2 separate regions of the Homo sapiens genome follow, and region 1 is linked to region 2. A link is an interaction called in ENCODE POLR2A ChIA-PET data of the cell type or tissue named here. Cell type or tissue: endothelial cell of umbilical vein. All regions are shown on one strand. Each heading gives the region's core, and the rest is flanking DNA. Links, peaks and the distances in the headings are about the cores only.

Region 1 (15,456 bases), core at 8,177-10,676, 66 kb after region 2:
ATGCTGCATATTCTCACGTATCCTTAAAATAAACCAAAGGTAGTCTGTGTACTTCTTTCCCTTGCAACCAAAACAGTCATCATAAAAACTTCACCAAAAAACTAAAATCATCCTTTAAAAAACGAAAACAAGACACTTGATCATAAAAGCGAGCTCTCCTGGGCCCACCAACCAAGACCACAGAATATTATTCTTTTCTATATTAGTATGTGGAAGTCAAGCTCCCTGATGCCATAGTGTTGGAACTATCAATTTAGCCTGTGAAGAATGGTTCCCAATTCTGATACAAATTCTCAGATTTCATCCTGTTTTTCTCTCATCATTATTTTCCAATGTCTCAAAAAGCCACATTTCTCATTTTATCTTTACCACAAGAATCTGGTCACACTCTGCTGTGGTTTCTAAGTTAGAGCTACTCTCGCCCATTTTCTTGGATGTATTTCTTCAGAGGTCCTGACCCAGTGCTGACATTTGGCCTATTCTTAGAGTAGCACCTCTAAATATTAATTTCTTTTACCTTCCACTGGTTGAAGGACAACATTCAGAGGTAGAGGTTACATACAACATAAAAGAAAATCCTCTGGGATTTAGTATCCGTCTTTCAAGAGTGTCCAGAGGAATATGATCTACAGAGCTCATGGTCTTGCAGACATACACAAAGTACTGTTCAGCCACTTGTGTTTTACAGTTTATCCAGATTTGCTGGAACAGTCATGGACTTGTTTGAAAACACCAACAACCAAGGAGTGACAGACAGCATAGGTGAGAGGGCAAGCAGACCCAGAGAAGAAAATCAGAAGAGAAGCCTTCCAAATACAATTTCAAGGAGTACTTTTATCACTGTTTAAAGGTAAATCACCCACGGCTAAATATATGAAAGTCTCAAGATGTGAACTCGAAACTGTAAGATGGAAGGATACCGTTAACATATTTTTGAAAATCATGCTTCCTGCTCTTTATAGTCAGCTCTAGTTGCATCCCCCAAAAGGCCATATTAAACATTTAAATGGCAGTAAACTGAGGTCACCAGCTAAGGCTGTGTGATAAGCTTGCAAAGTATAGTTCATAAGGGAGAATTCAAAAATAGTAGAAATTATAGCTAGAAGAAACCTCCAAATATGATCTGGTTAGCCCTCTAGCAACATTAAGCAGTAAAGTGGCTTGGAGGCAGTAGAGAACAGTGGACTCTATAATACTGCAGATGAGGCTTGATTCCTGAGTCTGTCACTTAACAGCTTGTGAACTTGAAGAAGCTATTTTAATCTTTCTGAGCATCCACTTCCTCCTCTATAAAACAGAGATAACAATAATAATAGTACCCATCTCAAAGAATTGTAGTAGCTGAGACATGGTATTAGTTTAGTAAAAACTGCATATTATAATATATAATTATTATATTATTATTATTATCATGTAAGGCTTTATTAAACCCACTTCATAGATGAGGCAACTGAAGCCCATATTTCAGAAATTTGCCCAGGGTTATAGAGTGAGGACTTAGAAGAATAAGCAGCTCTTTTTCCTTCTAGGGTAGTGCTCTTTCCACTTCACTATGTTTCTCTTATTAATCAATACAAAACTGAAGCCTGAGGCCAGGCGCGGTGGCTCACACCTGTAATCCCAGCACTTTGGAAGGCCGAGGCAGGCGGATCACAAGGTCAGGAAATCGAGACCATCCTGGCTAACACGGTGAAGCCCCCTCTCTACTAAAAATACAAAAAACAAAAATTAGCCGGGCATGTGGCGGGCACCTGTAGTCCCAGATACTCGGGAGGCTGAGGCGGGAGAATGTCGTGAACCTGAGAGGCGGAGCTTGCGGTGAGCCGAGATCGCGCCACTGCACCCCAGCCTGGGCGACAGAGCAAGACTCCATCTCAAAAAACAAAAAAAAACAAAACAAAAAAACTGAAGCCTGAAAGTGAAGGATTTTCACTAACTAAATCAAATTCACAAAGTAAACTCAGGAGCTTCCATCATCCAGGTCTCCTTGTCTACCAAATTATACTTACACTATTTCCCATTCTGTCATACATCCACACCTTTCAGGTCTTCAAAAAAAAAGAAAACCCAAAAGTTTCTGGAGCTGGTTTACTTTTCACTTCTTAGAATAATTTACCTCAAGCCAATCTGGTGTCATAGACTTATGGAAGTGTCAGGTATGTGTCACTCGTATATTATGTAAATTTCAGCTTTCTGGGGACAAGAAACAGCCTGCTTGGCAAGTACATTTCTATCAGCACTGTAGAAAATCTTACGATTTTTTTTCAACAGTGTGTTGGTAGATAAAAGCTGCCTACAGTCAGCCTTACTGTTGGTTCACTACAGCTCAGCATTGGCTACACAGAACAAGTGGAATTCACTTTTGGAGTGCAAGGCGCACAGTATACAGCTTCTAAAATGGCACAATATAGAGCTTTACCACAAAGAATCAAGAAAGGGAGGAAAAGGGGAGGTTCCAAGATGGCCGAATAGGAACAGCTCCAGTCTACAGCTCCCAGCGTGAGCGACGCAGAAGACGGGTGATTTCCGCATTTCCAACGGAGCTTTGAAGAGGGTAATGGATCTCCCAGCACGGAGTTTGAGATCTGAGAATGGAAAGACTGCCTCCTCAAGTGGGTCCCTGACCCCCGAGTAGCCTAACTGGTAAGCACCTCCCAGTAGGGGCCGACTGACACTTCATACGGCTGGGTGCCCCTCTGAGACAAAGCTTCCAGAGGAACGATCAGGCAACTACATTTGCTCCTCTGCAATATTTGCGGTTCTGCAGCCTCCGCTGGTGATACCCAGGCAAACAGGGTCTGGAGTGGACCTCCAACAAACTCCAACAGACCTGCAGCTGAGGGTCCTGTCTGTTAGAAGGAAAACTAACAAACAGAAAGGGCATCCACACCAAAACCCCATCTGTACGTCACCATCATCAAAGACCAAAGGTAGATAAAACCACAAAGATGGGGAGAAACCAGAGCAGAAAAGCTGAAAATTCTAAAAATCAGAGTGCCTTTTCTCCAAAGAAACGCAGATCCTCGCCAGCAACAGAGGAAAGCTGGACGGAGAACGACTTTGACGAGTTGAGAGAAGAAGGCTTCAGACGATAGGTAATAACAAACTTCTCCGAGCTAAAGGAGGATGTCCGAATCCATCGCAAAGAAGCTAAAAACCTTGAAAAATGATTAGACGAATGGCTAACTAGAATAACCAGTGTAGAAAAGACCTTAAATGACCTGATGGAGCTGAAAACCATGGCACAAGAACTATGTGACACACACACAAGCTTCAGTAGCCGATTTGATCAACTGGAAAAAAGGGTAAGAGTGATTGAAGATCAAATGAATGAAATGAAGCAAGAAGAGAAGTTTAGAGAAAAAAGAGTAAAAAGAAACGAACAAAGCCTCCAAGAAATATGGGACTATGTGAAAAGACCAAATCTACATCTGATTGGTGTACCTGAAAGTAATGCGGAGAACAGAACCAAGTTGGAAAACACTCTTCAGGATATTATCCAGGAGAACTTCCCCAACCTAGCGAGGAAAGCCAACATTCAAATTCAGGAAATACAGAGAACACCACAAAGATACTCCTCGAGAAGAGCAACTCCAAGACACAAAATTGTCAGATTCATCAAAGCTGAAATGAAGGAAAAAATGTTAAGGACAGCCAGAGGGAAAGGTCGGGTTACCCGCAAAGGGAAGCCCATCAGACTAACAGCAGATCTCTTGGCAGAAACTCTACAAGCCAGAAGAGAGTGGGGGCCAATATTCAACATTCTTAAAGAAAAGAATTTTCAACCCAGAATTTCATACCCAGTCAAACTAAGCTTCATAAGTGAAGGAGAAATAAAATCCTTTACAGACAAGCAAATGCTGAGAGATTTTATCACCACCAGGCGAGCCCCTGAAGGAAGCACTAAACGTGGAAAGGAAAAACCAGTACCAGCCACTGCAAAAACATGCCAAATTGTAAAGACCATCAATGCTAGGAAGAAACTGCATCAACTAAAGAGCAAAATAATCAGCTAACATCATAATGACAGGATCAAATTCACACATTAACAATATTAACCTTAACTTTGGGAGACCGAGACGGGCGGATCACGAGGTCAGGAGATCGAGACCATCCTGGCTAACATGGTGAAACCCCGTCTCTACTAAAAATACAAAAATTAGCCGGGCATGGTGGCGCGTGCCTGTAGTCCCAGCTAGACGGGAGGCTGAGGCAGGAGAATGGCGTGAACCCGGGAGGCGGAGCTTGCAGTGAGTCGAGATTGCACCACTGCACTCCAGCCTGGGCGACAGAGCGAAACTCCGTCTCAAAAAAAAAAATAAAATAAAATAAAAAACAATATTAACCTTAAATGTAAATGGGCTAAATGCTCCAGTTAAAAGACACAGACTGGCAAATTGGATAAAGAGTCAAGACCCATCAGTGTGCTATATTCAGGAGACCCATCTCACATGCAGAGACACACATAGGCTCAAAATAAAGGGATGGAGGAAGATCTACCATGCAAATGGAAAACAAAAAAAAGCAGGGGTTGCAATCCTAGTCTTTGATTAAACAGACTTTAAACCAACAAAGATCAAAAGAGACAAAGAAGGCCATTACATAATGGTAAAGGGATCAATTCAACAAGAAGAGCTAACTATCCTAAATATATACGCACCCAATACAGGAGCACCCAGATTCATAAAGCAAGTCCTTAGAGACCTACAAAGAGACTTAGACTCCCACACAATAATAATGGGAGACTTTAACACCCCACTGTCAACATATGACAGATCAACGAGACAGAAAGTTAACAAGGATATCCAGGAATTGAACTCAGCTCTGCACCAAGCAGACCTAGTAGACATCTACAGAACTCTCCACCCCATATCAACAGAATATACATTCTACTCAGCACCACATCGCACTTATTCCAAAATTGACCACATAGTTGGTAGTAAAGCACTCCTCAGCAAATGTAAAACACCAGAAATTATAACAAACTGTCTCTCAGACCACAGTGCAATCAAACTAGAACTCAGCATGAAGAAACTCTCTCAAAACCAATCAACTACATGGAAACTGAACAACTTGCTCCTGAATGACTACTGGGTACATAATGAAATGAAGGCAGAAATAAAGATGTTCTTTGAAACCAATGAGAACAAAGACACAACATACCAGAATCTCTGGGACACATTTAAAGCAGTGTGTAGAGGGAAATTGATAGCACTAAATGCCCACAAGGGAAAGCAGGAAAGATCTAAAACTGACACCCTAACATCACAATTAAAAGAACTAAAGAAGCAAGAGCAAACAAATTCAAAAGCTAGCAGAAGGCAAGAAATAACTAAGATCAGAGCAGAACTGAAGGAGATAGAGACACAAAAAAACTTTCAAAAAATCAATGAATCCAGGAGCTGGTTTTTTGAAAAGATCAACAAAATTGATAGACCACTAGCAAGACTAATAAAGAAGAAAAGAGAGAAGAATCAAATAGACGCAATAAAAAATGATAAAGGGGATATTACCACTGATCCCACAGAAATACAAACTACCATCAGAGAATGCTATAAACACCTCTACGCAAATAAACTAGAAAATCTAGAAGAAATGGATAAATTCCTGGACACATACACTCTCCCAAGACTAAACCAGGAAGAAGTTGAATCCCTGAGTAGACCAATAACAGGCTCTGAAATTAAGGCAATAATTAATAGCCTACCAACCAAAAAAAGTCCAGGACCAGATGGATTCACAGCTGAATTCTACCAGAGGTACAAAGAGGAGCTGGTACTATTCCTTCTGAAACTATTCCAATCAATAGAAAAAGAGGGAATCCTCCCTAACTCATTTTATGAGGCCAGCATCATCCTGATACCAAAGCCTGGCAGAGACATAACAAAAAAAGAGAATTTTAGACCAATATCCCTGATGAACATCGATGCAAAAATCCTCAATAAAATACTGGCAAACCGAATCCAGCAGTACATCAAAAAGCTTATCCACCATGATCAAGTGGGCTTCATCCCTGGGATGCAAGACTGGTTCAACATACACAAATCAATAAATGTAATCCATCATATAAACAGAACCAAAGACAAAAACCACATGATTATCTCAACAGATGCAGAAAAGGCCTTTGACAAAATTCAACAGCCCTTCCTGCTAAAAACTCTCAATAAATCAGGTATTGACGGGGTGTATCTCAAAATAATGAGCTATTTATGACAATCCCACAGCCAATATCATACTGAATGGGCAAAAGCTGGAAGCATTCCCTTTGAAAACTGGCACAAGACAGGGATGCCCTCTCTCACCACTCCTATTCAACATAGTGTTGGAAGTTCTGGCCAGGGCAATTAGGCAGGAGAAGGAAATAAAGGGTATTCAATTAGGAAAAGAGGAAGTCAAATTGTCCCTCTTTGCAGATGACATGATTATATATTTAGAAAACCCCATCATCTCAGCCCAAAATCTCCTTAAGCTGATAAGCAACTTCAGCAAAGTCTCAGGATACAAAATCAATGTGCAAAAATCACAAGCATTCCTATACACCAATAACAGACAAACTGAGAGCAAAATCATGAGTGAACGCCCATTCACAATTACTTCAAAGAGAATAAAATACCCAGGAATCCAACTTACAAGGGATGTGAAGGACCTCTTCAAGGAGAATTACAAACCACTGCTCAACGAAATAAAAGAGGACACAAACAAAAGGAAGAACATTCCATGCTCATGGATGGGAAGAATCAATATCGTGAAAATGGCCATACTGCCCAAGGTAATTTATAGATTCAATGCCATCCCCATCAAGCTACCAATGACTTTCTTCACAGAACTGGAAAAAACTACTTTAAAGTACATATGGAACCAAAAAAGAGCCCTCATTTCCAAGACAATCCTAAGCCAAAAGAACAAAGCTGGAGACATCATGCTATCTGACTTCAAACTATACTACAAGGCTACAGTAACCAAAACAGCATGGTACTGGTACCAAAACAGAGATATAGACCAATGGAACAGAACAGAGCCCTCAGAAATAATACCACACATCTACAACCATCTGATCTTTGACAAACCTGACAAAAACAAGAAATGGGGAAAGGATTCCCTATTTAATAAATGGTTCTGGGAAAACTGGCTAGCCATATGTAGAAAGCTGAAACTGGATCCCTTCCTTACACCTTATACAAAAATTAATTCAAGATGAATTAAAGACTTAAATGTCAGACCTAAAACCATAAAAACCCTAGAAGAAAACCTAGGCAAAAAAAAAAAGAAAAGAAAAGAAAAGAAAACCTAGGCAATACCATTCAGGACAGGCATGGGCAAGGACTTCTTCACGTCTAAAACACCAAAAGCAATGGCAACAAAAGCCAAAACTGAGAAATGGGGTATAATTAAACTAAAGAGCTTCTGCACTGCAAAAGAAACTACCATCAGAGTGAACAGGCAACCTACAGAATGGGAGAAAATTTCTGCAATCTACCCATCTGACAAAGGGCTACTATCCAGAATCTACAAAGAACTTCAACAAATTTACAAGAAAAAATCAAACAACCCCATCAAAAAGTGGGCAAAGGATACGAACAGATACTTCTCAAAAGAAGACATTTATGCAGCCAACAGACACATGAAAAAATGCTCATCATCACTGGCCATCAGAGAACGCAAATCAAAACCACAATGAGATACCATTTCACACCAGTTAGAATGGTGATCATTAAAAAGTCAGGAAACAACAGGTGCTGGAGAGGATGTGGAGAAATAGGAACATTTTTACACTGTTGGTGGGACTGTAAACTAGTTCAACCATTATGGAAGACAGTGTGGCGATTCCTCAAGGATCTAGAACTAGAAATACCATTTGACCCAGCCATCCCATTACTGGGTATATACCCAAAGGATTATAAATCATGCTGCTATAAAGACACATGCACATGTATGTTTATTGTGGCACTATTCACGATAGCAAAGACTTGGAACCAACCCAAATGTCCATCAATGATAGACTGGGTTAAGAAAATGGGCACATATACACCATGGAATACTATGCAGCCATAAAAAAGGATGAGATCATGTCCTTTGTAGGGACATGGATGAAGCTGGAAACCATCACTCTGAGCAAACTGTCACAAGGAGAGAAAACCAAACACCGCATGTTCTCACTCATAGGTGGGCATTGAACAATGAAAACACTTGGACACAGGATGGGAAACATCACACACTGGGGCCTGTCTTGGGGTGGGGGGAGGGGGAAGGGATAGCATTAGTAGATATACCCAATGTAAATGACAAGTTAATGGGTGCAGCACACCAACATGGCACATGTATACATATGTAACAAACCTCCATGTTGTGCACATATACCCTAGAACTTAAAGTATAATAAAAAATAATAATAAATAAAAAAAATAAAAAAAGAAAGGGAGGAAAAAACAAGAAAGTAGTCCTTATTATAACAAAATCTAGAAGAGTAGATAGTATTCAATAACTTAAAATATAGATACTGCTGTTGATTCAATAAATATTTAGCTAACATCTATTATATGCAAAGCATCATGCCAAGTACCAGGAATGCAAAGATGAAGAATAAATGAGGCCGGGCACAAATGGCTCACACCTATAATCCCAACACTTTGGGATGCCAAGGCGGGCAGATCACTTGAGGCCAGGAGTTCAAGACAAGCCTGGCTAACACGGTGAAACCCCGTCTCTAGTAAAAATACAAAAATTAGCCAGGTATGGTGGCGGGTGCCTGTAATCCCAGCTACTCGGGAGGCTGAGGCGGGAGAATCTCTTGAACCCGGGAGACGGAGGTTGCAGTGAGCCAAGATTGCACCACTGCACTCCGGCCTGGGCAACAGAGGGAGACTCTGCCTCAAAAAAAAATTTAAATGATGCCTACCTTCAAGCAACCAGTGTAATAGGGAAAAGACTTGTAACAGAGATGGGGAGGGGAGTAAAATGAAAAAAGCCAGGAAGAAGCATTACCCCCAGAAGAGTCATATTTCACTTGGCAAGGAGCCTCAAGAGTGCTGGTACAGATTAAATGGTATAGAAACTTGACCCGTAGGCTTGTCAGTTCACTTGTCTGTTCTGTAAAAGCAAGCAAGGCTATTCAATCTCAGTCTTTATTCCCTGCCCACCTCATTTGCTCCAGCCCACATCATGAGAACAAATAAAATTCCTTTCTCTACTTCATCCTCCTTTAGAAGACTGGGTGAAAGGAACAACTTTACTCCCAGAAAGCTTCTTTTTCCAACGAACCTAAATGCCAATCCATAAAAAATCTAGATTTCATTGAAAAGAACTTTAGAGTTCAGCAAAAGAGCTAGGGAATCTCAAGTATTCCCCTAACAGAAACCCAAGGTGAGGCCATTTGAATAGCTGTCTGATCTCCAAGGAGCCTCTGGAGAACAGAAAGGAAAAAAAAAAAAAAAAACTATGTTCAAGAAAGATGAACTTGAGTTCAAGATTCACTTAAATGGAAGCCTATAAGGATTACTCTTCCTTTCTTAGAATGTTCCCAAAAACCAGAAGAAAAGGAAAGAGAATCCAAACGATTATATAAATATGTGATGGCATATGTATTTCTCTAGCACATCCTTTCATGAAGATTGCGTTTTGCATGGTACCGGTACAAAAACAGAAACATAGACCAATGGAAAGTACAGAAAACTCAAAAATAAAGCACACACTTAAAACAATCTTATCTTTGACAAGGCTGACAAAAACAAGCACTGGGGAAAGGACTCCCTGTTTAATAAATGGTGCTGGGATAACTGGCTAGCCATATGCAGAAGAATGAAACTGGACCCTTACCTTTCACTATATACAAAAATTAATTCAAGATAGATTAAAGATTTAAATGTAAGATCTCAAACTATAAAAATCCTAGAAGAAAACCTAGGAAATATCCTTCTCAACATCAGCCTTGGCAAATAATTCTTGGCCAAGTCCCCAAAAGCAATTGCAACAAAAACAAAAACTGACAAGTGGGACCTAATTAAACTAAAAAGCTTCTGCACAGCAAAAGAAACTATCAATAGACAACCTACAGAATGGGAAAAAATATTCACAAACTATGCATCCAACAAAGGTCTAATATCCAGAATCTATAAGGAACTTAAGAAGCAAAAACGAAATAACCCCATTTAAAAATGGTCAAAGGACATGAACAGACATTTTCTCAAAAGAAGATATATAAGTGGCCAAGAAACATATGAAAAAATGCTCATTATCACTCATCATCAGAGAAATGCAAATCAAAACCACAGTGAGATACCATCTCATGCCAGTCAGAATGACTATTATTAAAAAGTCAAAAAAGAAAAAACACAGATGCTGGCAAGGCTGCTGAGAAAAGAGGATGCTTATACACTGTTGGTGGGAATGTAAATTAATTCAGCTACTGTGGAAATGAGTTTGGAGATTTCTCAAAGAACTTAAAACAGAGCTACAATTTGACTCAGCAGTCCCATTCATTAGTGGGTATGCCAAAGGAAAATACATCATTCTCCCCATGCACTCGTACATTCATTGCTGCACTATTCACAATAGCAAAGACATGGAGTCAACCTAGGTGCCCATCAAGGTGAACTGGATAAAGAAAATATGGTACATATATACCATGGAGTACTATGCAGCCATAAAAAAGAATGAAATCATGTCCTTTGTAGCAACATGGATGGAGCTAGAGGCCATAATCCTAAGTGAATTAATGTAGGTACAGAAAACCAAATACCACATGTTCTCACTTATAAGTGGGAGCTAAACATTGAGCATTCATGGACATGAACATGGGAGCAACAGACACTGTGGACTGCTAGAGGGGAGAAGGGAGAGGGGTAATGGGTCAAAAACTACCTATTGGGTACTATGCTCACTACCTGGGTGCAATGTACCCATGTAACAAACCTGCACATGTATTCCCTGTATCTAAAATAAAAGTTGGAAGAAAAAGAATATTAATGTGTTTTTAAAGTGTTTATCTCATTCAGCCTAAAAACAGTTCTGTGATATTCAAAAAGTGGTAATCAGTTGGGCATGGTGGCTCATGCCTACAATCCCAACACTTTGAGAGGCCAAGGTGAGAGGATTACTTGAGGCCTGCAGTTCAAAACCAGCCTGGTCAACATACTGAAACCCTGTCTCTACAAAAGATAAATTTTAAATTTAGCTGAGCATGATAGTACATACCTGTAGTCCCAGCTACTGGGGAGGCTGAGGCAGGAGGATTCCTTGAACCCAGGAGTTCAAGGCTACAATGAGCCATGATGATGCCACTGTACTCCAGCCTTAACAACAGAGTAAAATTCTATCTCAGAAAAATAAAAAAGGTAGTAATCATTTTGACTTTTACACATTCTAAGTATACTTTATAAAGAAGTATGACCTGTTTTTTTTTTTGAGACGGAGTCTCTCTCTGTTGGCCAGGCTGGAGTGCAGTGGCACCATCTTGGCTCACTGCCACCTCTGCCTACTGGGTTCAAGCGATTCTCCTGCCTCAGCCTCCCTAGTAGCTGGGATTACAGGTGCGTGCCACCATGCCTGGCTGATTTTTGTATTTTTAGTAGAGATGGGGTTTCAACATGTTGGTCAGGCTGGTCTCCAACTCCTGACCTCATGATCTGCCCACCTCAGCCTCCCAAAGTGCTGGGATTACGGGTTTGAGCCACCATGCCTGGCCTAGGTATGACCTTTCAAATATATAATCTATGAAAGATATCCTCCCTCTAGAAATATTCCTTTAAAAAATTTTTTTAAGTTCTAATTTTCATGGGTACATAGTAGGTGTATATATTTTTAGGGCACATAATATGTTTTGATACAGACATGCAATGTTAACTAATCATATCATGGAGAATAGGGTATCCACCCCATCAAGCATTTTTCCTTTGTGTTACAAACAATCTAAATGTACCCTTTGAGTTATTTTAAAATGAACAATTAAGTTATCATTGACTAGAGTCACCCTGTTGTGCTATCAAATAGCAGGTCTTTTTCATTCTTTTTTTTCTTTTTTGTAACCATCAACCATCCCCACCTCTTCCCCCAGCCCCCTGCTACCCTTCCCAATCTCTGGTAACCATCCTTCTATTCTCTTTGTCCATGAGTTTAATTGTTTTGATTTTTACATCCCACAAACAAGTGAGAACATCCAATGTTTGTCTTTCTGTGCCTGGCTTATTTCACTTAACATAATGATCTTCAGTTCCATTCATGTTGTTGCAAATGACAGGATCTCATTCTTTCTTAGGGCCAAATAATACTCCATTGTGTATATGTACCACATTTTCTTTACCCATTCATCTGTTGATGGACACTTAGATTGCTTCCAAATCTTAGTACTCTAAACAGTGCTGTAACAAACATAGGAGTACTGATATTTATTCGATACACTAATTTCCTTTCTTTTGGGTATATACCCAGCAGTTGAATTGCTGGATCATATGGCAGCCCTATTCCTAGTTTTTTGAGGAACCTCCAAACTGTTCTCCACAGTGGTTATACTAATTTACATCCCCATCAACAGTGTAGAAGGGTTCCCTTTCTCCACATCCTCGCCAGCATTTGTTATTGCCTGTCTTTAGGATACAAGCCATTGTAACTGGGGTGAGATGTTATCTCATTGTAGTTTTGATTTGCATTTCTCTGATGATCAATGATGTTGAGCACCTTTGCTTATGCCTGTTTGCCATTTGTATGTCTTGTTTTGAGAAGTGTCTATGCACATCTTTTGTCCATTTTTTGATGGGATTATTGGATGTTTTCCTATAGAGATATTTGAGCTCCTTATATATTCTGGTTATTAATCCCTTGTCAGATGGGTAGTTTGCAAATACTTTCTCCCATTCTGTGGGTTGTCTCTTCACTTTGCTGATTAGAAATACACTTAAATCATTAAGTGATTGGCACAGCATCCTGTAGAAAGAAAACTGCAGAGGAACATTAGCCTAGATTCCATGAGAAAAGCCAGCCATGAAAAAAAACAGGCTAGATGAACATCAGCGAAAGGAAATCAAAGTGAATATTTTGAATAAAGGAGAAAGTTAAAAGAGAAACCTACAGAAATAGATCTAATAGATCAAACAAGCAGTTGTTAAGCTACTGTAATCAAAACTATTCATGAGACATCACTGGACAAACTAGCTGCACCAAAGGCATGCTCCAAAACATGTTTGGGCGGCCCACAACCAACCTACCAAAACTAAACATTCACTGCCACTACCTAATCAGCATTGTCCTGCTCTGTTCCTCAAGTATCCTGCCTGCTTCCAAGCGCCTCCTCTGGGTTCACTGTATTAGTACAACATTCATGTACTTACTATTCAGTGAAGAACCTGGCAATTCCATATTGGCTAATATCTTCCCTGTTTTCTAGCAGCTGGCACACTGCATCCTCCATGTAGGTGAGGACATGTCGCTGAGCTGCAATCAAATAGCAAGAGAGAAAGAGAAAATGAGAGAAAGATTTTAAAAAGAATGATCCCAATCCTAGTAGGAGGTCATGTGTAAGGCAATCCAGGTGTTGGCTCTGTCTGATGACACTTCATCAGTGGACTGGAATAGGCAAAGCAAACTTGCTGACCCTAACTGAGCTATAGTCTCAAAGGATAGATTGGGAGATGATGTGAACATGACCAATTGCCATTTGACTGGCTGTTAGTATTAGCATCAACCCTTCATTCTTCATCTCAATCACAAGGGTGGGTTGAAGAGGAGATTTAGCACCATTCAGCAGATACACCTGGAAGTTCTTTTCTTTCTACCTCCTTCTATTCTTTTCCATTTCTGCATCAGAAACTTATCCCAGGGAGTTAGTAATTCCATGCTTGAAGCATGGATGGTATGATTGTAAAGAAAACTCTGGCCAGGCACAGTGGCTCAGGCCTGTAATCCCAGCATTTTGGGAGGCTGAGGCGGGTGGATCACTTGAGGTCAGGAGTTCGAGACCAGCTTGGCAACATGGTGAAAACCTGTCTCTACCAATAATACAAAAATTAGCCAGATGCAGTGGCTACTTCCTGAGTAGCTAGTAATCCCAGCTACTCAGGAAGCTGCGGCAGGGGAATTGCTTGAACCTGGGAGGTGGAGGTTGCAGTGAGCCAAGATCATGCCATTGCACTCCAGCCTGGGCGACAGAGCCAGACTTCATTTCAGAACAGAAAAAAAAGAAAACTCAGTTAATTTAAATTAGAAAAAAAAAAAAAAAGTCACTGGAAAGGTTTAAGGACCATGAAAATTTTCGTACTGGTGTATATATAAGTTATTAACTTTGGTAAATAACAAGACCATGAAATCTATCTGGCTTGGTTTATTAGATGTCATGTTTTCTGCATTTGTTGTGACTTGGAAATGTGTGAGTTAATCATGGGCGTATAATAAAAAGTATGAGTATTAGAGTGAGACAGACCTGAGTTTGAATCATGGCTCTGTCTTGGTAGCTTAATCTTGGATAGTTACTTAGTCTACACCTGTTTTCTTCTTTATCAAGTGTGAAAAGCAATATAATTTAACTATGTTTCTCAAAATATGGTCAATCAATTTCTTGATCTGAATCCCCTGGGATGCCGTTTAAAACGCAGATTTATAGTCTGGCACTGTCCCAGATTTAGTGACCTTACATTTTTTACTACAGCCCAGTAATTTTTAACAAGTACTCCTGATGCTTCTTATGTACTCTTAAGTTTAAGAATCACTGGTTAAGAACCTGGGCTTTGGATTACAGAGAGTTGAGAGCTCCATTCTCAGCTCTGCCACTTCCTAGTTATGTGACCATAAACAAATTATTCTTCAAGCCTATTCTTCATGGTAAAATGGGGATAATAATGGTACTTACATTATAGGGTTATGAGAAATAAATAAGATAATACAGGTAAAACACCACTATGTGTTTGGTACATAGTACGTGATTGATAACATGTTTCCTTAAAAGCCTGTCTCAAAGCATTATTGGGAGTTTACTCAGTAAACAACATAGGCCAGAACTTCTTAGATGTCAGGTACTCAAATACTTCTTCCCTTTCTCTGAATTTTATCCTTAGGTATGACAGAGGTTTCCTGACAAACTTTACATAGAAGCTTCCAATTCAGTGTCCACATTTACCATAAAAAATTCAGAAAAATACTTTCATCTGGAGCAGTGAGAACAAAAAACCCCAAAGTGATGAATATCCTTCCAAAAAGCAATTCTATGAAGTTGCTGCCAAAGTAGACATTTACTTCTTTCACAGTTTCATTCCTCAGGAAAATATGATGGAATTACCTAAAATTTATAAATATTGGTATTTCAAAAAACTATTTCTGAAGTCCTGGTAGTCTAGTGAAGCTCATAAAACAAGTAAGTTTACCTGCCAACCTGAGCCCAAAAGTCTTCATTTGACCATAATGATCGCGGTGACCTAAGGTTTCACCACGTTCCCAGCAGCCTAAAGTCCAGATGGATGACCTGTTTACATTCTG
Region 2 (15,456 bases), core at 6,743-9,242:
AGTGAGACTCTATCTCAAAACAAACAAACCAAACAAACAAACAAACAAAACAAAAAAACCCCAACTTATTACAAAGCCACAGTAATCATAAGGACAGGCAAACCAACAAAAGAGAATGTAAATCCCAGAAACAAAAATCCTCATATATATGGTCATTTGACTTTTGACAAGGGTGCAAAGGGTACCATTCAAGGGGAGAAAGGACAGTCTTTTCAATAAATGGTGTTGGGAAAACTGAATATGCACGTGCAAAAGAATGAAGTTGGACCCTTACCTAATACCTTACATAAAAATTAACTCAAAATTGATCAAATACCTAAATTTATGAGCTAAAACTAGAAATTTCTTAGAAGAAAACATAGGGGAAATCTCCATGACACTGGATTTGTAAATGATTTCCTAGATATAACACCAAAAACACAGAGGACAAAAGAAAAACAGATAAATTGGACTTCATTGAAATTAAGAACTTTTGTACATCAGAGGATATGATAAAAAAAAAGTGAAAAGATGACCTACAGAACAGAAAAAAAATTTGCAAATCATATACCTGATAAGGAATGAATATCCAGAATACATGAAGAACTCCTACAACTCAACGACAAAACAGCCTGATTCAAAAAGGGCAAAGGGCTTGAATAGATACTCCTCTAGAGAAGATATAAAATGGCTAATAAGCATATTAAAAGACACTCAACATCATTTGTCATTAAGGAAATGCAAATCAAAACCATGAGATACCACTTCACATTCTTTAGGATGGCTATTATCAGAAAAATAGAAAATAGCAACAAGCATTATTGGGGATGTGGAGAAACTGGAACCCTTATGCATTGCTGGTGAGAATGTAAAATGATACACCTGCTGTAGAAAACTTTACAGCAGTTCCTCAAAAAATTAAACATAAAATTACTGTATGGTACAGTAATCCCACTTCTAGTTATGTGCCCAAAGTAATGGAAAGCAGGGACTAGAAAGATATTTGTACACTTACATTCATAGCAGCATTACTTACAACAGCGAAAATGTAGAAACAACCCAAGTGGCCATCAACAGGTGAATGAATAAACAAAATGTGGTATATACACACAATGGAATATTATTCAGCCATAAAAAGGAATGAAATTCAGATACATATTACAACATGGATGCACTTTGAAAACATCATGCTAAGTTACATAAGTGAGACACAAAAGGACAGATATTGTACACACTTATCTGATGTATCTAGAATAGTCAAATACATAGATACAGAAAGTAGAATGGTGGTTTCTAGGGACTGGAGGAGGAGAGAAATGGGAGTCATTGTTTAATGGCTACTGAGTTTCGGTTTTGCAAGATAAAGAGTTTTGGAGATGGAGGGTAATAATGGTTGCACAACACTGTGAATGTACTTAATGCCACGGAACTGTACACTTAAAAATGGTTAAAGTGGTAAGTTTTGTTATATAGGTTTTATTGCCATAAAAAAGATTTCTCAAATTAAAAAGTGGTAAATGGTAAATTTTGTTATATATTTTACCACAATAATAAGAAAAACCATATATATATATTTAAGACCTAGTTTCAAGATGAAATAATTTCTAAGGTCCCTTCTAATTCTAAAATTTTATGTGATATCATGGAGATATCAAGGAGAAAAGAGAAAGAGAATCTATTAATAGTTGAGGAAAAAGCTCCTGACTGAATTAAGAGTGAAACTTTACCTTTTAGTGATTATAAATGGACCAAGAAGCTCTAGCAATGGTAGCAAACTCCAATGCCTACAGACGCGCAGGGAATGTCAGCAGGTGAAGCAGGGCAGCTTGGGTTGGTGGTAAATCTGAGACCACATGCCCTGTCTAAAGGGAGCAGCTGCATCTCTGCCCTGGTGAACTGTCTCCCTGCAGGAATGTGGGCATGGTGCTGGGAGGATTTTCCATTCTTCAAGTGAAACTGAAATTGAGACTTTTATGTGAAACATTGGCATCTAATTGAATCTAAGTATTTTTAACACTGAAAGTCAAAGAAGACACATCTGTAGGCCAAGGCATGTGTAGTTAGCCGACTACTAGTTTGTGATACCTTTCATGGAGTGAAGGCAAAAACCCAGAATACAAAAGAAGGAACGGATGTACTATTCACCAGTGTTTAAAGTTTGATTACAGATCATGATCTAAATCTTTCAAATCCTTATTTTGGAATACTGAATATTATTTTAATTAGGTGTTATTTAGTATAGTATAGCTTTGATTAGGCTGGTTTTTAGTGGAACACTTTAAACATGAACTTTAGTACCTGGCATATAGCATTTGCTCAATAAGGGGTAGCTATTATTAATTTAAATCAGAAGTTCCTATACAATATAGAAAAGTTAGTGTAAAGCAGATTTTAAAAACTAACCTATCCTCTGATAAAATGAATGATAATATAATCCATTCAATAATCTATCTTCTGTATCATTACTGGGAAAAGGTAAGCCTTCATATTATATAACAAAAAAATCATTCACCTGTATTAGGTGCTAGGGATATAATTACTGGCAAAACAAACAAGGTTCCTGTACTCATAAAGTTTATAATTTTAATAAGGGAGATGGACATTAAAAGTCATTCAAGTAAATACTGAGTCAGAAACTGTAATAAATGATATGATAAAAATCAGAGGATAATCTGAAAAATTATAATGGAAGGACCCAATTCAGATAAGGAAGGGAGTCACAGAGAAGGCTTCTTTAAGGACCTGACCTTTAAAACTAAAACCTACAGGTATTATGTATGGAGGGTTGAGGAGCTTCAGGTGGGAGAGAAGATAGTGACAAAAGCATTCCAGGAATGCTTGCGTAAGAGCCCCAAATAACCAACATTGAAAAAAAAGAGAACATTAAATAGGGGGAAAGATTAAAGTTATTGGAGGTACAGAGGTGAATGATTTGAGGGGCCATCAATTGTCAATTTTCTCCCTGGAGAAAAGATTTTGAAGAAGGAAATAAACATGAAAAACAAAGGGAAAATTAGGAACTCAGGAGAAATAAACAAAACGGGAGCTAGGAAACAGGCACTGAAATTCTTGTTGATTGTCTACATCTGGTTTCTGGGAGAAAATGAGAAGAGGAGATGCACTGGCTGGAGCAGGTGAAGATAATTGGCTGGTGGGGCCCACATCACTGAAGAGACCACATGGAACAGTTCTTGTTTGTTTAAAACATTACAGAAGCAACAATTGCTCTTTAATAATTCAAAGACAGCCACCCACTCCTGTAGTAAAGCGCTATTAATCCTCACTGAATGATTTTTACTGGTGAAGATAAGGATTAGTGACAAGCAAAATCAAGTGAAGTTCAAGGCAATTACAAAAAGAAGTCAGACCAACATCTTCATTTCAGCCTAAAGTGTCTGCATTTTCCCTTGACATCACTTTGTCCACCATAAACAATAGATATTTTAGAAAAACTAACAGATTTTTATCACATACTCAGATAGACCCACTGCAATTCCCTGATTCCTAGAATGTAAGCTCTATAAAAGCAGGGATTTTTGTCAATTTTCTGATCATACAGCAAAGTTGACAAGAATAAAAATTTCTGTCTGTCCCAGTCACTGCTTTATCACCAAGAACTGATACATAAATGTTTGTCGAATGAATAAATATGAACACAAAACCACTGTGAATTCAGAGTGAAACATAAAAGATGAAAGAAAAAAAAGGAAAGGAAAAAAGCAAGAGAGGGATAAAACTGGCCATACTTTACATTCTGGCATTCATTCTTGACTCTTTCTCTGCCACATCCCTCACACAATGAATCAGCAAATCCTGTCAAACCAACTTCTTAAATAGCTCTTCATTTTCATGGTCATTTCTGTTATATTGTAGTAGTCTCCTAACGGGTCTATGCTTTCACTTTTACCTGCCTTACATTTTCCATGCTTTTGTCTGTGTTACATGTGAAAATACCACACAAATGGAGAAGATTCTACTAACTTCAGGAGAAATTTTTTATTTTCATAGGGTTTTGGGGGAACCAGTGGTATCTGGTTTACATGAGTAGGTTCTTTAGTGGCGATTTGTGAGATTTTGTTGCACCCATTACCCAAGCAGTAACAATGAACCCAATTTGTAGTCCTTTATCCCTCACCCCCAACCCATCCTTTCCCCGGGTCCCCAAAGTCCATTGTATCATTCTTATGCTTTTTAGTGCACACAAAGCCCTTCATAACCTGGGGTAGCAGGCACAGCAGAGTTGTTAAGAATGTGGACTTTGTGGGCTTGAGAGTGGTGGCTCACACCTGTAATCAGCACTTTGGGAGGCTGAGGCGGGTGGACTGCTTGAGCCCAGGAGTTTGAGACCAGCCTAGGCAACATGGTGAAACCCCATCTCTACAAAAAATACAAAAATTAGCTGGGTGTGGTGGTATGTGCTTGTATTCCCAGCTACTAGGGAGGCTGAGGTGGGAGGATTGCTTGGGCCCGGGAGGCAGAGGTTGCAGTGAGTGGGCAACAGAGTGAGACTCAGTCTCAAACAAAAAAAAAAAAAAAAAAAAGAAAAGAAAAGAGAAAGAATGTGAAAATGTGAACTTTGTGAAGACGTAGGTTGGAATATGAGCTGTGCTACTTATAAGCGCTGTGGCCTTGTGTGAGTTACTTAATCCTCTGACTCTCAGTTTCGATTCTTTTTCTTTTCTTTTTTTTTTTTTTCGAGACAGAGTCTCGCTCTGTTGCCTAGGCTGGAGTGCAGTGGCATGATCTTGGCTCACTGCAACCTCCACCTCCCAGACTCAAGCAATTCTCCTGCTTTAGCCTCCTGAGTAGCTGGGACTACAGGCATGCACCACCACACCCAGCTAATTTTTGTATTTTTAGTAAAGAAGGGATTTCACCATGTTGGCCAGGCTGGTCGCAAACTTCTGACCTCAAGGATCCACCTGCCTCGGGCTCTCAAAGTGCTGGGATTACAGGCATGAGTCACCGCGCCCAGCGGACTCTGTGTCTTAACATATAAAACAGGATAGTAATCATATCAACTCATATGTTTATTGTGTGGATTAAATGAATGAATACATGTAAACATTTTGCTCAGTGTATGGCACATAAAAGCATTCCGCATTATCTCCTATTGACTGTGGTAGTGTTTCCTTATTATGTGTTAAATACTGGCCACAATGACTTCTTACCACTTTCCAAAGGAACCATGTTGTTTCATGTTATCATACTTTCAGAAATCGTGTTCCCTGTTTTTAGAACGTATTCCTTATTTGCTTAACAGCTTTCTACTGCTCCAAGATCCATCCCAACTGTCTTTGCACCTTTATAGCCTTCACCCGCTTCTATAGAATTGACTATTTTCTCCCTTGTGCTATTATGGAATCTTATGTGTGGCTCTAAAAATCACCTGTACTCTATGGAGACTATTTCTACACCACTCAGGTTTTTTTTGGCAGAGAGGGGGTGGGGTTGAATTAAGAATCTAGTTTATTTTATTTCTTCTAAAAAAAACGGGATAGATGTACAGAATGTGCAGGCTTGTTACATAGGTATACGTGTACCATGGTGGTTTGCTGCAACTATTGACCTGCCCTCTAACTTCCCTTCCTTCACCCCCCAGCCCCCCAACAGGACCTGGTGTGTGATGTTCTCCTCCCTGTGTCCATCGTGTTCTCATTGTTCAACTCCCACTTATGAGTGAGAACATGCAGTGTTTGGTTTTCTGTTCCTGTGTTAGTTTGCTGAGGATGATGGCTTCCAGCTTCATCCATGTCCCTGCAAAGGACACGATCTCGTTCCTTTTTATGGCTGCATAGTATTCTGTGGTGTATATGTTCCATATTTTCTTTATCCAGTCTATCATTGATGGGCATTTGGGTTGGTTCCTATGCTACTGTTTCTTCTCCTAGAATAAGAGCTCCTTGAGGGCAAGTATTGTCACTTACTCATTTGTATTTCCAGCCTGTCATGCAGTGTTGATGCATAACACGCTGAAGCAATAATACAGCCTGGAGTCAGACTTCATGGCTTCTCCTGGCATTGGCTTTTTCATTGACTGGGTGTGTGACCTACAGCAAGTTATTTAACATTCTAAATCTGTTTCATTTTCTATGCAAAGGAAATAATAGCATCTACCTAACACATAGGGTTGTTGTGAAGAAAAATGAGATAATCTACATAGAAGCACTTAATAAATGTTAATTGCTATTATTATCATTTTCACTATATTGTATTTTTCATGTCTAGAAATTCCATTTGGATCTTTTTAATATCTTCCACTAATCTCCTAATCATATTCATGTTTTCTTTACATACTTAAGCATATTTATATGATTTAAAATAACTATTTTAAGGTCCTTGTTAGTTAATTCCATCATCTCTGTCATTTCTGGATCTGTGTTTCTATTGATTAATTTTTCTCCTGGTTATGGGCTGTATTTTCCTGCTTCTTTTAATGTCTGGTAATTTTATTTTGTTTTGTTTTGTTTTTGAGACAGGGTCTTACTCTATTGCCCAGGCTTGAGTGCAGTGGTGCGATCACAGCTCACTGCAGCCTCAACTTTCCAGGCTCAAGCAATCCTCCCGCCTCAGCCATTAGAGTAGCTGGGACCACAGGTGTCACACCTGGCTAATTTTTTAAATTTTTTGTAGAGACAGGGTTTTGCTCTGTTGCCCAAGCTGGTCATGAACTCCTGGGCTCAAGTGATCCACTTGCCTTGGCCTCCCAAAGTCCTGGGATTGTAGGCATGAGCCACCATGCCTGGCCTGTCTGGTAATTTTGAATTGGATGTCAGACTTTGTGAATTTTGCATTGCTGAATGCTGGATTTTGTTAAATTCCTTTAAAGATTATTGAATTTTGTTCTTATATAGCATTAAATTACTTGCGGATCGATTTAATCCTTTTTGCTTTTAAACTGTTGAGAACTCTACCCAGTGCCCGGTGTGTTTTGAGGTCTCTTCCCTATGGCTGGTAGAAGTTTGAATTATCCTTAGCCCCTTGTATACTCCAGAAATTGTTTGGCCCACTGTTTTCTGGTGGTTCTTTTTCCAGCCCACACATATGCAGAATTTGTAGCCAAAGATTCTGGAGCTCACTGAACAACTTCTTCCTCTCTTGGATTCTGACCTGTAAATACTGGCTGCTCCAGCCTCCCTAAACCCCAGTCTCTGCCTCCTCAACTCAATAACACTGCTAAGCTCTTTGACAATCTCTCTCCCTATACTGTTGCTTGGAAACTGGCTCTCAGAATCCACAGCCCCCACTGCCTATTGCCCAATGTCTGAAAACTGTTGTTTCAGATATGCTGATTTTCTCATTGTTAGTGGCAAGAGGGCAATTCCCTTAGTAGATACTTCTTCACAGATAGAAGAGGAAGTACCTATCATTATTTTATCAAATGAAATATATATATGTATGTATGTGTATATATGTATATATTGAAAATTAAATTCTAATTGAAAATAAACTTGGAGAAGGCACTTTTGAGCCGATATCCCTAAACAGAAGTAAAGATTTACATTAAGAGAATATCAATCTTTGCCAGACTTAGAAAATTCAGATTAATATTCCTATACAGAAAAAATTAGCAAAGTGAGAAGTGTAATTTTAAAGGCTTTTAAAATTCTAATATAACTTTTGCTTCCAAGAGTCTAAAGTTGCTTAGATACCAAGAGGTTTGTTACAGTCTTCATGAGATTATCTAAAATTTGGACAAGATAATTAGCATCAGTACTCAGTCATGCAGAAAAGATATCATATCCTGTACTTGCTAAAAACTGGAATAAAATATTTTTTGTCAAAAGGGACCAGGTCCTTAGAGTTCTACAGGTGGCTTCATTTTTAGATATGTTATGCTCTTGTTTTGCTACCTCCCAGAAGAGTTACTTTCCACTTGATAATGCTAAAGTATGCACATGACATTCTAAGGAAGTTATCTGCAGAAGAATAATGCAGTAGGAGTTCCACTGAGTAGGTAGGTACCTGGCATTATAATTGATAAAATGGGGCTTAATAAATCCTTTCCTTTAGAACCTTGCCGCCAAGAGTTTTCACTAATTCCGGATTAAAATTGGAGATTGACACATTCTGGTTTAGAAAGATGTTCTGGAGTTTCCTAGAAAAAGCTGAGAATACATTAAAGCTACTTAACCAATTATTTTAGGAACACCTAGACACAGATGTTGCATTTAGTCTAAGAAATCTGAGGCTGTCTGATTAAGAAGGATAACAATAAACAGCCAGCATAAAATCTAGGTCTTGTTTATGGCACAAGGAGAAACTGGGGGAATTTGGAGCTGCTTATTCTTAGCAGCTGGATGAGTCACTGGCAGCTGCTATTAGAAAGATAAAGAAACCCACATCTGCTAAGAGTCCAAATGCTATATGAATCCCTCGTGATAGTAAATACATTCTTGAAGAGGCCCCACTTCTATATCAGGAAAAAAGTTAAGGCTATCTGAAGACTGTTTTCCATAGTTATCTCCATATGTTCTATCACAGAAACTAGCTCTAGCCATATTCTTCAACATGCAGCTGACCCTTGAACAACACAGGTTTCAGCTGTGCAGGTCCACACTTTTAGGTGGATTTTTTTCAACCAAATATGGATCGAAAATACACTATTCTAGGGATATGAAGCCCTGTATACGGAAGATTGACTTTTCACATATGAGAGTTCCACAGGACTAATGTAGGCCTTGATTATGCGTGGATTTTGGTATAAACAGGGGTCCTGGAACCAATCCCTGCATAGACTGAGAGACGACTGTACTAGGTGGTCTAAAACAAATATTTGCTGACTGAGTGAGGGACTGGGAAAGATAACCTCTGATAACATAGCACGAGCTTTACCTATATACTCACAGTTCCCAGTTTTGTTTACATAGAGACCAATGGAATAGTTTTTCTGAATTACTTAACTTAAAATTGAGTCCACATTGGTTTTTGCCTATTAGTGCATTTATTCTGTAAGGGAAATGATACGATCCTCAGTACACTAAGTACTTCTTTCATAATACTGTAATGGAGATGCATGATCTCCAGAGTTATATGTCAAAGAGGCAATGATTGAAGTAAAAATAGTAGAAATAGCACATCAGCATATTAGTAAATCTGGGTTCAATTTCTAGCTTTGCTACTAATTCACCATGAAATCTTTCTGCAAGTTACACAATTTCATTATTTACAAAATGGGCACAATAATACCCACTTTACCTATTTCTTAGGGCAGTGGAACTAATAAGATATTGGGTGGAAAAGTTTTAGAAAAGATTTAGTAACTACATATAAAAGTTTAATAGCTATATATTTAGTAGCTATTTAGAAAAGTTACAGTTTCGTAGCAGTAGCATTGATTAGAGCATGGTGGGGAATCTCATAAATTCAAAAGCAGGGAGACTACCTATTCACTGACTATAACCTCAGTGGGGAGGGGAGGGGAAGGAAGGAAGGGAGGGGAGGGAGGGAGGGGAAGGAAGGAAGGAACGAAGGAAGGAAGGCAAGAAAGAAGAAAGAAAAAGAAAAGCAAGCAAGCAAGAAATTGTCTTAAAGGTATTTATGAAAACACATAATATGAAAGTAGGAGACCAGGCATGGTAGCCCACGCCTATAACCCCAGCACTTTGGGAGGCTGAGGTGGACGAGTGGCTTGAGCCCAGGAGTTTGAGACCAGCCTGGATAACATAGCGAAACCCCAACTCTATAAAAAATAGAAAAATTAGCCACACATGGTAGTGCACAAATATATTCCCAGCTACTTGAGGTGGGAGGATCACCTGAGCTTGGAAGGTCGAGGCTGCAGTGAGCTGAGATTGTGTCATTGTATTCCTGCCTGGGTGACAGAGTAAAACCCTGTCTCCAAAAAAAAAAAAAAAAAAAAAAAAAAAAATTGAAATTTATTCTGTGGCTATTACTTGAAGGCTTTTAAAAAATATTCTTACCCAGTGGCCCAAGCCAAAAACTTGGAAATTACCACGGTCTTCTCTCTCATCTTAATGCCAAATCCAATCACCAAATCCTATGGATTCTATCTCTGAAAGTGCCCCTTCTGTCTCCATACTGCCTTAGTGTTGGGTCTAATCTCTCACTCAACTACTACCAGACTTCTATGTTCCTTGTCTCTAGTCTAGGCCATCTTCTACACTGCCTTTTGAATGATCTTTCTAGAGCTCAGATATCACCACACCACTCTCCTATCTAAAAGCCTTCAAATAAGATGGGGCATGGTGGCTCACATCTGTAATCCCAGTGCTTTGGGAGGCTGAGGCCTTGAGCCCAGGAGTTTGAGACCAGCCTGGGCCACACAGCAAAACCCCGTCTCTACAAAAAAATTTAAAATTAGCTAGGTATGGTAGGCATGTACCTGTAGTCCTAGCTAGTTGGGAGGCTGAGTTAGGAAGATCACTTGAGCCTGGAAGCTCAAGGTTATAGTGAACTATGATCATATGATCATGCCACTGCACTCCAGCCTGGGCAACAGGGTCTTTTTTTTTTTTTTTTTTTTTTTGAGACGGAGTATTGCTCTGTCACCCAGGCTGGAGTGCAGTAGCGCGATCTTGGATCACTGCAAGCTCCACCTCCTGGGTTCACACCATTCTCCTGCCTCAGCCTCCCGGGTAGCTGGGACTACAGGCACCCGCCACCACACCCGGCTAATTTTTTTGTATTTTTTAGTAGAGATGGGGTTTCACCATGTTAGCCAGGATGGTCTCGATCTCCTGACCTTGTGATCTGCCCGCCTCGGCCTCCCAAAGTGCTGAGATTACAGGCATGAGTCACCGTGCCCGGCTGCAACAGGGTCTTTAAAAAAAAAAAAGCCTTCAAATAATACCCAGAGAATAAAATTTAACTTTTTTGTTTGTTTGTTTGTTTTTTTGAAGCAGGATCTCGCTGTCACCTAGGCTAGAGTCAGTGGCATAATCATGACTCACTGTAGCCTCAACCTCCCTCAGCTCAAGTGATCCTCCCACCTCAGCCTCCCAAGTAGCTGTGAGTACAGGTATGTGCCACCACACCTGGCTAATTTTGTTTATTTTTTTGTAGAGACGAAGTCTCAGTATGTTGTCCAGGTTGGTCTCAAACTCCTGGGCTCAAGTGATCCTCCCACCTTGGGCTCCCAAAATGCTGGGATTACAGGTGTGAGCCACCACATCCAGCCCCAATTTCTTTTCTTTTCTTTTTTCTTTTTTTTTTTTTTTGAGGCAGAGTCTTGCTCTGTCGTCCAGGCTGGAGAGCAGTGGCACGATCTCGGCTCACGGCAACCTCTGTCCCCCAGGGTTCAAACGATTTTCGTTCCTCAGCCTCCTGAATAGCTGGGATTATAGGAGTGCGCCACCACACCTGGCTAATTTTTGTATTTTTAGTAGAGACGGGGTTTCACCATGTTGGACAGGCTGGTTTCAAACCCCTGACCTCAAGTGATCCACCTGCCTTGGCATCCCAAAGTGCTGGGATTACAGGCTGAGCCACTGTGCCTGGCCCAATTTCTTTTTTATGGCTAAAAAATGATCTTTCAGCAGCTCCATTATTCCTTTACAGTCTCATCTCCCCTAACCTCCTTCATAAACTCCACACAAACTCTAGACATCCTGATCTGTTATGTAAGTATTCTAGGTTCTTTTGTGCTTCAGCATATGTTCTACCTAGGATGCCCTTCTCTCCTTTATCCATGTGAATGATTCCTACTCTTCCTTCCCAGCTTAGATCAAACAGTCAGTTCTAAGGAGAACCTTCTCTACTCCACTTTTCTCTCCCTTCTCTAACAACAGTATCCCCATCCCACCCCCATTCAGGAGTTTCTTTCTTCATATTCACATTATTCCTTGTATTTACTGCATGGCATTTTAATATCTGCCAAGAGCAAGGGCTGTGAAGTCAGACTGCCTGGGTATAAATCTGGGCCCAGAATTTACTATGTAACCTTGCCAAGTTACTTAACCTCTCTGATCCTCAGTTTCATTAGTTACAAAATGGGGATTATGGTATCTACCACAGAGAGCCCTTGTAAAGATAAATGAGTTACTACATGTAAAGAGCTACACTTGGCTCTTAATAGGTACCATTAGTGATGGTAGTGGTAATAGTAATATCTTTGACATAAACCAGACAACTCCTCAAAAGTGAGGTATTCTAAATGCCTTGAATAGCATGCATTCAAACAATATTTATAGGAACAAAAGAAAAAGTTTGAAAGAGAAAGAGAGGAAAAGAGAGAGAGAAAGAAAGAGAGAGAGAGGAAGGAAGGAAGGAAGAAAGGAAGGAAGGAAGGAAGGAAGGAAAAAGAATTTGGGAAGACTTACCGCCATTTTTGCCCACAGTTCGGAAGCATCTCCAGAAGGCCCGTAAAAATGATACCCTATTGTGGGGGGTGGCTTGGACGAAGCTGAATTCTCGAAAGAGAATGTGTGTTCCCTGGCATACACTGTTAAAACTGCAAAGAGAAAAGTCAAGAAGTCATTGTTAGATGGAATCCAGAAGGCTGGAATCAGAATGAAAAATTGAGACCAGAGAGAACCACTGCCAAAAACGGGGAATTTTTCTCCCCAACAAAACTCTGAACTCTAGATTAGACCTAGTCCTTCTATGGGGAAGTCTCTTCATATAACCATACCTTTCCGAAAACTCTTGGAGGCCAGTTCCTCTGAGTGCTTCCCACCTTCCACAGGTACACACAGAGGACATCTGAATCAGTCATTCGAGCAACGCATATGGAGGAAAGCCTTTTAGCCTCTAACTGGATGACACTGGCACTCATATCTTTCTTTTTGGAGAATACTTTTCCCTCTACTGCATTTGGAATTAGGTTTCCTTAAAGATATTATTTCTGGGCTGGGCGCAGTGGGTCACGCCTGTAATCCCAGCACTTTGGGAGGCCAAGGCGGGTGGATCACTTGAGGTCAGGAGTTGGAGACCAGCCTGGCCAACATGGTGAAACCCTGTCTCTACTAAAAATACAAAAATTAGCTGGGCATGGTGGCGTGCACCAGTCATTCCAGCTACTCGGGAGGCTGAGGCAGGAGAATCACTTGAACCTGGGAGGTGGAGGTTGCAGTGAGCCGAGATCATGCCACTGCACTCCAGCCTGATCAACAGAGTGAGACTCAGTCTCAAAAAAAAAAAAAAAAAAGAAAAAAGATATTATTTCTGTACTCTCCCTGGCCTATACCAGCTGCCATAAGGATGACATGGCTATGGGGACATAACTGGAGTGGCTGTTCCAGTTTGGGGTGGTTTTATATATCTCTCTGACAATAACCCCAGAGACAAATCCCATGTGCCAAAGGATATAAAGGGTCCAAACAGAACAAGAAAGGAAAATAGAAACAAGGGTATAAAGTGGCCCCTAAATGAGAGTATGAAGCAAAGCCCCAGGGCCCAAGTGAGTCATTGTTTAAGCTGGGCCAGGGAAGGGAAAAAAATATACTCCATTGCCTTTGGGTTTTCCTGCCAAAGAAATAAAGGCTGTAGAGCCTGGTGTAATCTAAAAGTGGAAATTCCACCGAAGAATAGGCAATTATCCAGTAATCATCCCTACCAGAGTGAACTTTAGGTTCCAGAAAACTTCTAAATTCCCTGACAAGTAAATCAGGAGTGGAAACATGTTAATCTTTGTGGAGAGGCAGACATTAAATTTGAAGATGGCAAGCAATGGGGGGAACGATGGTAATTCCAAATGCCAGTTTTCATTTGTTGACCATATAAAGGGGGGGAAAAATCTGACTCTGAATGGAACAGGAAAAAATTTCAGGAGGCATCTATTCCGTTTCCCTTCTCCTAGACCAACTTCATGGGAAAGTATCTAACTTGTCTTTAATATAGAGTGTGTTTTCATTTAGAATAAAGTTAGTTCCTTCCTAATAGTAACAGCACTGTATGAAAAAGCAAATTATATACTCTTCTCCTTTCATGGAGAGCTAGCATAGAAATCTACTTCTAAGACACCCTGAGGAAGTATGCGGACATCACCTGGCAAAAGATTAGGTTAGAAGAGGGGCTTTCAAAAGCAATGAAAGTGTTAACCTAACCACGCAGTGCTATTGTCTTAAGGAAAGGAAAATAAAAAATACAGCAAATGAGCTGTTATAGGTAAATGCAGTAGGCTACATTTCCAGCAAATGAAGTCTGAAATGATAATACTGTAGCCTAAATTTATGAAACTGTCCAGCAAAGAAGTAGTCCCAAATTGTGCTTCATATTCTAAGGGGGAAAAAGCTGATGTCTAGGTCATGGTCTAGTGAAATTATAGCTTTGGTATAGCTTTTAAAGACCATCTCAAATGCCAATTTTGTGTAAAGTCTTTTCCTGATTTTATCTCCCATGCCCAATTTCCATCGTATCTCACTTAAAACTCTCTAACAGTGCTCACAATTTGCTACTTTGTTTTAAAGTTACTGGACTTTCTCCTATTAGACTGTCAGTTCTATGGAGTAAGCACTTAGGCTGTACTCATCTTTGCCTCTACTATATTACCTGACTCATTACCTAACTGATAGTTACTCATAAATATTTGTGGAAATTGATTTAGAAAGATAAGAAAGACAGGTAAGTGATGCCAGGTAGAATGTATCTTTGAAGCTAGCCACACAGGAAATATTGAAAGTCTATATCTTACTAATTTTTCTAAATTCCAGGCTTTGAGTCTGATATTTTTATTATAATATTGCAATACCAGCTTTATTTTGATTGGTATTTTCCTGGTGTATCTGTTTCTGTGCCTTTAATAACCCTTCTAGGTCATTTTGTTTATGTATATCTCTTGTAAATAGCATATGGCTAGATTCTGCTTCTCTACCCAACCTTACAGTCACTATATGTTAACGAGTAGCTTTTCAGTGTATCTGATTAATTTCTGACCTGATATCTTATTTTGTCTTTCCCATTATCCATTCTTCTTTCCCTTTCCCCACCTTCTTTTCCCACCTTCTATTGTGTTAGTAAAGTTTTGTTTTAATTCTTTTCTACCCTCCCTGTTAGTTTGGAAGCTATAGACAAAATCTATAATCTTTCAGTATTAAAATTTAACATAATCAGCCAGGCATGGTGGTGCATGCCTGTAGTTCTACTCAGAGGCTGAGGATGGAGGATCGCTTGAGCCCAGCAGTTTGAGTCCAGCCTGGGCAATATGGTGAGACCCCATCTTAAAACATTAACATAATATTTATCTACATTGTTTTTCCCCAGACATTGTCTCCCACTGTCACCCAGTCTGGAGTGCAGTGGCCCCATCTTGGCTCACTGCAACCTCTGCCCTCCAGGCTCAAGCACTGATCCTCCCACCTCAGCCTCCCAATTAGCTGGGACCAAAGGCAGGCATCATCACACTCAGCTATTTTTTTGGATTTTTAGTAGAGATGGGGTCTTACCATGTTGCCCTGACTGGTCTCAAACTCCTGAGTTCAAGTGATCCACCCATCTCAGCCTCCCAAAGTGTTGGGATTACTGGCATGAGCCACCGCGCCTGGCCTATCTACATATTTTTGAAAATGTCTGAAAATA

What was found. ChIA-PET counts read pairs that join two places held together with the same protein. Peaks named below come from ENCODE experiments on the same cell type or tissue, not always from the same donor. Only the 100,000 strongest peaks of a DNase experiment are listed, where the experiment ranks them.
Region 1: POLR2A ChIA-PET joins it to region 2 with 7 read pairs; 7 of 35 experiments call an interaction of 5 or more read pairs at or near these places.

The regions. Positions count from the first base shown.
Region 1 is chr11:46,985,174-47,000,629 of GRCh38, reverse strand. CSTPP1 (centriolar satellite-associated tubulin polyglutamylase complex regulator 1) reads right to left here. Exons shown (of 9, transcript NM_024113.5): 2 at 13,320-13,422. It overlaps LOC124902670 (a long non-coding RNA gene), which reads right to left and starts at 1,654. Exons shown (of 2, transcript XR_007062665.1): 1 at 1-1,654. In endothelial cell of umbilical vein, for the core only: no CTCF peak of the experiment used is centred there; no DNase peak of the experiment used is centred there.
Region 2 is chr11:47,049,323-47,064,778 of GRCh38, reverse strand. CSTPP1 (centriolar satellite-associated tubulin polyglutamylase complex regulator 1) reads right to left here. Exons shown (of 9, transcript NM_024113.5): 3 at 12,261-12,391. Among named protein-coding and RNA genes, the nearest start is that of ARFGAP2, 120 kb to the left of the region's middle. RefSeq lists an enhancer at 6,975-7,524. In endothelial cell of umbilical vein, for the core only: no CTCF peak of the experiment used is centred there; a DNase peak (open chromatin) is centred at 8,288.